2 separate regions of the Homo sapiens genome follow, and region 2 is linked to region 1. Evidence: read pairs that join two places in POLR2A ChIA-PET (ENCODE). Cell type or tissue: Panc1. All regions are shown on one strand. Each heading gives the region's core, and the rest is flanking DNA. Links, peaks and the distances in the headings are about the cores only. Region 1 overlaps PPM1E (protein phosphatase, Mg2+/Mn2+ dependent 1E). Region 2 holds the start of PPM1E (protein phosphatase, Mg2+/Mn2+ dependent 1E).

Region 1 (4,396 bases), core at 320-4,319:
AAATAATAAGTTAACTATTTAATTTAACATGCGCATTTGGCCAGGCGCGGTGGCTCACGCCTGTAATCCCAGCACTTTGGGAGGCCGAGGCGGGCGGATCACGAGGTCAGCAGATTGAAACCATCCTGGCTAACACGGTGAAACCTTGTCTCTACTGAAAATACAAAAAATTAGCTGGGCGTGGTGGCGGGTGCCTGTAGTCCCAGCTACTCGGGAGGCTGAGGCAGGAGAATGGCCCCAAACCGGGAGGCGGAGCTTGCAGTGAGCCGAGATCGCGCCACTGCACTCCAGCCTGGCGGACAGGGCCAGACTCCGTCTCAAAAAAAAAATAAAATAAAATGCACATTTGTCAACTGACAGGTATATTTTTTACAGCCACTTCCTGAAGACATCTAATAATAATTTTCCAAGGTCTTCTTTAGCTACTTTCCCAATATTATAATGTTTTAATTATCGTCAGTCTTCTGATTTACTATCAGTTTCTAATTTACCATTCCATAAATAAATTTTCAAGTTTTAATTCCTTACATTTTAGGAAGAGGATTAGAAATAACAAGTAGCCATAAACAAATATTTTTAGTTTGCCAGTATTTCCATTTCCTATAAAAATATCAAAAAATAAATCTTTATGTCATTATAACAGATTTCAAATTATCACTCTCAGATTGTAGAATTCCCTAGTAATTGACATTTTGTTTATCCTCAAGAAAGCCAAAAACTGAAAGCAATATAGAGATTAAATATAGGAAAATGCTTCCTAACCTACTGATAAAATTAAGGCTATAGTCTTCTGCCTATTAATACAAAGAAAATACTCCAATTTAAAAGTTAAGGATAACAAAAGTATAACTCCTTTAAAAATTAATCAAGCTCACAAAAGTTTTATTTATGTACAAATATAAGAAAATTTTTATCCTTGGAGATGAAATTTTATAGAACATGCTACAAATCACAGATATACTACCAGTGAATGAATAGCATTTTGGGTTCTTCCTTAAGCCAAAAACAAAATTTTAGATGCAAAGAAAAAATTATGTTCATAATACATTTAAATCACAAACCATAGTACTCATCATGCAGTCAATGTAACAAGTTAAAACATTCAGGCACCAGAAAAACATAAACCCTTTTTATCCTTTGAAGAGATGTAAAGTCATTGATACTCCATGAAGTCATCCTTTTCAGATGAAGTCTTTGTACTATATCTCTCATTAATGATAGTACAGATGTGTCAACATCCTTGGGATTTTTTTACTATGATTAAACTAGCTATATCCATCTCATGGGTCTCTTCTTTGATGAGCTGTGTTTTCCCCCTTTCCTGCATTATCCACGGTGTTAGTAATGATTAGAACTAAAACAGACTTAATTACAGTACCTTTCAAATAGTTACTAAATATAGGTTTTTGTTCAGTCAACTGTGATTGTCTGTGAATCACAGGAGTATTTAAAACAAGATGCATAGGATTTTATTAAATTATTGCTGGGACTTAAGCTTTTTATGTAGGTATTTATAAAACAGAAGCAACTTATATTTGGAGAATAAATTAAACTCTTAACAAATTGAACTTGGTTCTGCCACATTGGTGTCAAATTGGCAATACTTAAAACACTGAGATTGACAAGTATAGTATATATATTTGCCCATTCATTTTGAAACAAAGAAAAAGCATTGCTTCTGTAAGGGCCAGGCAAAAAAAGATCAAAGCAAACTTGAGACCTAGCTATACTTTCAGCCAAGATCAAGAGAAAAACCTCTGACTCATTTTTTACACATTTCTCAAAGTGTCAATCTGTGCTTTCTTTCATTGGTTCTTTTCCCCAAATTCTCCTTCTTCCTTCCTTGAGAGACCTAGATGCCTGCCACTAATTAGATACATTAATACCAATACAAAGACAATATGCTATTTAACACAGAATATATGTTACTTGGTTGAATTACTTGGTGAATAATGTTCTGTTTTTCAGGCTTATTATAATAATTTACTAATCTAAAAGAATCTAGAAAGTAAGTCTTTCAAAACTTCCATATTTGTGTTTATAATTAGCCAAGTAAGGGCAATTACATTGTTTTTAGAAATAATGATTTTATGAGTTAAAAGGACACACACCAAATTCATGAGAGGTTGCCTCTTACAGGAAGAAAGGGGACAGAAAATGGGGCAGGAGGGGAGAGGATAAAGGATACTTCAGCTTTATCTATTGATGCTGTATAATTTTTATATAAAATATTTCTGTTTGAAAATTTCTCAAAATAAAAATTTAATTTAAAAAACTGTAGAAACTTAAATATAATATTCATCACAGCCAACAAATTTCCTCTATAGAAAATTGCAATGTGAGGAGTTTCCAGTGGTGATATACCAGTAACTTTCTTTCTTACATCTTTAAAAGTCCCAATTATCCAATAAGTCATGGAGAAAATGCTCAATCTTTCTGAGGTAGTACAAACCAGGTTATAATTTCTCAAAAGACCCCATAAGTACATATTATTATTGTAACTGATATATCTTTGAGGTCCAGAATCTACTTCTACTGTAACAAGAACTTTGCAAAGATATCTTACAGTATAAACATAATTCATCTTATATTCTCAGACATAAAATATAATTTTCATCTGGGAAGATTTCTGTAACTATTAGAATCTTCAAATCTCTCAAAGCTACATGAATATATTCTTCCATAAAATTATAAAACACAAATCATTTTTATTTGTTCTTCAGTAGTGAGAGATTAGAAGATATATAAATGGACAATGACCAGACCATACATGAAGATAGAACTCTGACCTACAATCTCTTCAGCAACCAGCCTGCAAATCCAAATTACAATCTTGGCAGCAATCACCCCAGGACAGCGAGGATTTGATCAATGACTACCAGCTTCTCTATTTTTGTGCCCCAACCCCTGCATGATTTCAACTCAAGGCCAACCACAGAAAGCCAACTATGTTTCCTGAATTAATTCCCTAAGATGCTCTGCTTTTAGATAGCTGGCCTTCAACTTCTCCATGCCAACAACCTCCAATTAGATCATACCTTAACGTATTTTTTTCACTATAAAACTTGCCTACTCGTTTTTGAGTCTGCCCAACGAAAGCGATGTTGGCTGACTTCCTTGTTATAGCAAGATTTCAATAAATGAATTCTGTTGGTTCTCATTTGGGTGGACTTTGCTTATTTTCATAGTAGTGTAAAAATCATGCAAAAAGAAAATTAACACTAGGCCGGGCACGGTGGTTCACTCCTATAATCTTAGCCCTTTGGGGGGCTAAGGTGGGCAGATCACTTAAGCTCAGAGTTCAAGACCAGCCTGGCCATCATGGCAAAATCCCATCTCTACAAAAAAAAAAAAAAAAATTAGCTGGGCATGGTAGTGCGGACCTGTAGTCCCAGCTACTTGGGGGTGCTGAGGCAGGAGGATCACTTGAGCCTGGGAGATCAAGGCTGCAGTGAGCTATGATTGTGCCACTGCACTCCAGCCTGGGTGACAAAGTGAGACCCTGACTCGAAAATAATAATAATAATAATAATAATAATAATAATAATAATAATACTATGAGCATTTTGTTCCATTCCAACCAAGATCAAGTTTCAGTCTTGCTACCTCTACGTAGCTCTTGTCCTGTTTGCCAGCTACACCATCTGAACCAACTTGCTTCATTAGATACATGGTTTTTCACTGCTTAGAAAATAAATTTTGTATTCTTCAATGTTTGATATTTCAGACTCAAATTGGTGTAGTTTCTTCCTTGGGAACTGAGATCATTTTAAAACAAAGAAAAGATTCTGCTTTATTTTAGAAAAACAGTAATGTTGATAGTATAATACAGAACTAAATAGTGCAATAAAATATTTGCCATCAATCTGTGCATATATATGCAGCAAACATCAGAAGGTAATTCCTAAATTTCGTTAATATTAAAGAGATAAATCATATCAACTTACAAAGAGTTATGAAAATTTATCTATACTACATTGAAGTTGTTTTGAATAAAATGTGAGCTTAGGCCTATGATGGTGTGAAACTGAGTAATTCAAATTTAAAGCTGGCAGAATTTTAGATAATTTTGAGCCTTGAGAGGAATGTGGTTCTATGACCTGAGCCAGTAGCATGCCGCTGCAAGTTCTGCTTTTACTGTAAATGACTAGGAAAAGCCTTGTAGCTCAAGATCTCTTCAAATTATCACCCCGATCACTGAATGTTAAGGCAGTCTTCCTTGAAATGTAACAAACTGTAACCAATCACTTCCTTGAAATGTAACAAACTATAACATATAACATATGGACTGACCTTGTATGGAAAAATGTTACAACCCTGTTAACTGCCTATATAAATGGAAACTCAACTTCCCCACTTTGGAACACTTGCTCCCACGTGTTTGGGGTCTGTGTTT
Region 2 (4,396 bases), core at 140-4,139, 120 kb after region 1:
TAAACCGTTTCTATTTCAGGCCTATAAAAACCAGAACTGGGATGAAAGGCAAAGCCTTGACCTTTCTATTTTAGACTTTCATCTGTGTAGCTAAGCCATCTGCTTTCTCCCCACCCCATCCCATCTACTTAATGGACTGAAAATACTGCACCTAATTGCAATTTAATCAAAACAGCCTGACTTTTCCACTTTAATGAATTATGGCTCTTTCACCCGAAGGCTTGCTTGCAAAATTTTGCTTACCCTTCCCTCTCAATTCCTTCCCACTTCCCTCAATTATGGAATGTCAAATGTCTAAACTAAGAGACTAGGCTTCCCTGTGTGAAAACATCTAAAAAGCCCTTCACTTTCAACACTGAGCACCTGACGGAAAATCTACTCCATTCTCTCATCTGGATACGGGGCCGGTATAACCATCATTGTTGCAGTTACGCAGGAGGCACCTCGCAGCTCAGTCTAGAAAGGAGTCGCGTCTCTGCCGCCAAACAACAAGGCACTCAGCCCGGGAAAAGACAGACTGGGGTGGGAGGAAACCTCCCGGAGAAAGAAGGGATCTGGGAAGAAGAGGGAGCTCAAGCCTGGGAGGAAGGACCTTTCCAGGCAGGAAAGGGAAAGGTTGCGTGAAGTGGAGCTAGAAGCTGGGGGCCGAGGTGAAAGGGGATGAGGGGCCCGGGCCCGGCGGGAGGGCGCCGGGGCTCAGGAGAGCGGCTTCAAGGCCGGGTAGGAGGCGTGGGGGCCGAGGCGGGCGTGGGGGCCGAGGCGGGCGTGGGCAGCTCTCAGCCGACCGCCCGGGTCCGAGCAGCGGGGGCGCTTTCAGCGGCGGCAGGCGCGGGTGCGGGGGAGAGGAGCAGAAAAGAGAGCAGTTTGAGGGGCCGAGGGAGCCGCGTCCGAGGCCGGCGCGGTGGGGACCGCGGGCCCACCACCAGCCAAGCCCAGCTACTTAACTATTTGTAGAGCTGCTGCAGGCACAGGTCCAGGCTTTCGCCCTCCACCTCCTCGCGGGTGATGCGCTCTGACAGCGGTCGCGGGAGCGGGGGCAAAGGCGGCAGCTGGGGCGGCGGCGGCGGCACGGCCGAGTGCCCCGGGGCTGCCGCCGCCGTCGCCGCGCCCTCCTCCTCCTCCTCACCCTCAACCGCCGCCTCCTCCTCGGGCTCCGGGTCTTGCTCCTGGTCCCCCTCCTCCGTCGCGGCTACCGTGGCCGCCTCCTCCCCGGGTTCCTCTACCGAAGCCTCGGCCGCCTCAGCTTCTACCAGTTCAGGTTCGGGCTCGGGCTCGGACTCGGGTTCGGGTTCGGGTTCGGGTTCGGGTTCCGGCTCCGGCTCGCCGCCGCCGCACGGTCCGCGAAACTCGCCCAGGAATAGCTCCAGGAAGCGCCGGTAAGTTTTCTCCTCAGGGATGCAGCCGGCCATCGCTGCTCATGCCCCAGGGCAGACCGGGAAAGGGGTTGGGGGAAGCCCAGGAAGGGTAAGGGGCTGCTTTTGAGCCTAGGGCTCCGGCAAGGGCGGTTAACGGCCGCACCGGCACGAGCGATCAGCACTAGGTTGCCTGGAGAGGGCTCCCGCAGGCGTGCGCGCCGCCGAGCACCGACGTGCGCGGCCCGGGGGCGGAGCGCGCCGCCCCTCTCGGATCTGGAGGGAAAGTTGGTGGCGGGCGCGCGCAGGGTCCAGCGGCGGCCCACCCTTTATTCCTACGGAGAGCTCAGCCCACGCTGCCTAGAGACTGTCGCCATGGCAACCGGTTCTAATTAAGCATTGCAGGGTCCCTCCCGTCGAGTCCGCGGAGTCTAAAGGACACTCCACTCGCCCGCTCTCCAACTCTGAATGTCTTTATTGGTTGGATACCCTACCCTCACGTGGTTAAGAGTGAGCTAAGACATCTCCAAGTCTAGCTGTTGGTTCCCACTTGGGTTGCTTGGATCCCAATTGGATGTACTTCCATTTCCTTATCTGTTCCTTGCCTTAGCGTATGTTTTGAAAGATACCACACTGTGAACACCTTTTGTTGCAGTCTTTGAATAAGTAGTTTTCAGGCAGAGGGAGCTTCAAATACCTACCAAGTGATAAGTTCCTTTGCATAGGTTCTCTCTCACTTGATTCTGTGAAGAAAGTGGTGTTACTCTCATTTCTTAAAAGGAAACTGAAAATTATGATATTAATGGTAATTTACTTGTTTCAAGGTCTCCAAACTTCCAGCCTTGGCGTTGGAGAACTCAGGTCGTTCAGTCGCCAAAGCTTTCCGAAAGTGCATTTTTCCTTAACTCAACTCTGTCTCCGGAGATTCAATAGTGCAATTGTCTGTATAACACCTTATTTCTATTGGGCTTCATAGTTTACACATTGATTTCACCCTTTTAATTCTTACCACAGTCCCTTGAGGTATAGGACGTTACCGTTATGATTTTTTTTTTTTTGAGACAATCTCGCTCTTGTCACCCAGGCTGGAGTGCAGTGGCGCGATCTCAGCTCACTGCAACCTCCGCCTCTCGGGTTCAAGTGATTCTCCTGCGTCAGCCTCCCAAGTAGCTGGGATTACAGGGGCCTGCCACCACCCCCGGCTAACTTTTGTATTTTTAGTAGAGACGGGGTTTCACCATATTGGCCAGGCTGGTCTCAAACTCCTGACCTCAGGTGATCTGCCTGCCTCAGCCTCCCAAAGTGCTGGGATTACAGGTGTGACCCACCACGCCGGCCAATTATTCCATTTTATAGGTGAGAAAACAGCCTTAAAGACATGGTGACTTTGCTCAAGGTCACATGCAAGGGATGCAACAAGGACTCAATCCAGGTCTTTTCACTGGATTCACCCACTTCAATGGATTTTACCCATTAGTTTTCAGGCAACCAAGACTCCCCTCTTTAGTCTCTGCATAATGCATATTATACTTCATTATATAATATGTATTTTTTCTTTTCTCTTTCTTTTTTTTTTGAGACGGAGTTTTGCTCTTGTTGCCCAGGCTGTAGTGCAATGGCAGGATCTCGGCTCACTGCAACCTCTGCCTCCTGGGTTCAAGCGATTCTCCTGTCTCACCCTCCTGAGTAGCTGGGATTACAGGCATGTGCCACCACGCCCGGCTAATTTTTTTGTCTTTTTAGTAGAGACAGGGTTTCACCATGTTGGTCAGGTTGGTCTCGAACTCCTGATGTCAGATGATCCGCCTACCTTGGCCTCCCAAAGTGCTGGGATTACAGGCGTGAGCCACCGTGCCCGGCCAATAATATGTATTTTTTCTACATTTTGTTTGCTCTTCTTCCCCATCCCCCCAAGTCTCTTTTTTTCTTTCTTGGGTTGGAATTGAAATGACTTTAAGTGATTCTAATTTTCTTACCAAACTACACACAAACCTATTATTTTTAAGCCTTACTGAAGGAGTGGGAGAGAAAGAAGCTGTGTTGTTATACAGCTGTATAGATGATAGCATCATTACTGCAAACTGCCATGTCCATGGCAACATATAATTCAGCAAAAACATAGTGATTCTTTCTCTACTTTGAAAAACATGTTCTCACAAATTATCCACCCCATCCTCTCCATGTATTGTTTCTGGGTTTCAGTTGGATTTAGGGTCTGAAATATCGTTTCCAGTTATTAATGGCAGAAGAGGGAGTCTCTCTGCCAACTGTTTTCATATAATACTGTATTCTAAATCCCTGACCTGATACTGTTATTTTAAGATTAAGTGGGTTGAGCTCACTAATGTACATTATGGCATCATGTAAAACAGAGTTCCTCTCCTAGCTTGAGATTAAATAATACATGATAGAAAGAATATAGTGAATAATTGCCTTGAGTCCTCTATATTTTTTTCCCAAAGGTAAATGGAAAGATCTAATAAATCTGTTTCCAGAAATGCTGAATGTATTTATATGTGTTTTGTTTAAAACATAACCAGCGTAGAGCAACTTCTCTATGAGGTGCCAAGAAAGTCTTTAAACTCCTCATTTGTCTTTGTTTTCAATCCACCTGTTCATTTCCATTTCAGAATGTCTAGAAAAGATTGACAAAACTTTTTAGGCTGCAAACCTAAATGTCCACAATTTTACATTTCAACAATTGTTTAATATCTCAGAATTTGACATAATGACATTTAGTTCAAGAGTACTTAGCTGTCAACTGTAACAATTCATATCTACGCCTTCCTACTTTGTAACATAGTTGCCTCCCTCATTTGTGACATTAATTTATGACTCAGCCCACATTTCAAAGGAAAGTGATATATGTTGGGGAAACAATACTACTAAAAGAAAAAGCCCACACCTCTACATTACTATAAGTGAGAGGCGTGTTTGCTTATATTAATAAAGATATTCCTTCACAAAGATCAATATGGATCCTATTGCATCCATTTGACAAAGTAGCTTTGCCAGAAGGTAGCTGACAGCAAGTGCTGAGATCT

Evidence for each region. ChIA-PET counts read pairs that join two places held together with the same protein. Peaks named below come from ENCODE experiments on the same cell type or tissue, not always from the same donor. Only the 100,000 strongest peaks of a DNase experiment are listed, where the experiment ranks them.
Region 2: POLR2A ChIA-PET joins it to region 1 with 8 read pairs; 4 of 35 experiments call an interaction of 5 or more read pairs at or near these places.

The regions. Positions count from the first base shown.
Region 1 is chr17:58,872,725-58,877,120 of GRCh38, reverse strand. The region is part of intron 1 of PPM1E (protein phosphatase, Mg2+/Mn2+ dependent 1E); the gene reads right to left. Among named protein-coding and RNA genes, the nearest start is that of PPM1E, 120 kb to the right of the region's middle. In Panc1, for the core only: no CTCF peak of the experiment used is centred there; no DNase peak of the experiment used is centred there.
Region 2 is chr17:58,753,011-58,757,406 of GRCh38, reverse strand. PPM1E (protein phosphatase, Mg2+/Mn2+ dependent 1E) reads right to left here and starts at 1,553. Exons shown (of 7, transcript NM_014906.5): 1 at 946-1,553. The coding sequence starts at 1,409. LOC105371843 (a long non-coding RNA gene) reads left to right here and starts at 1,297. Exons shown (of 3, transcript XR_007065866.1): 1 at 1,297-1,376. RefSeq lists silencers at 1,397-1,545, 1,545-1,734. In Panc1, for the core only: no CTCF peak of the experiment used is centred there; a DNase peak (open chromatin) is centred at 1,916; H3K4me3 peaks cover 1,931 bases; H3K27me3 peaks cover 139 bases.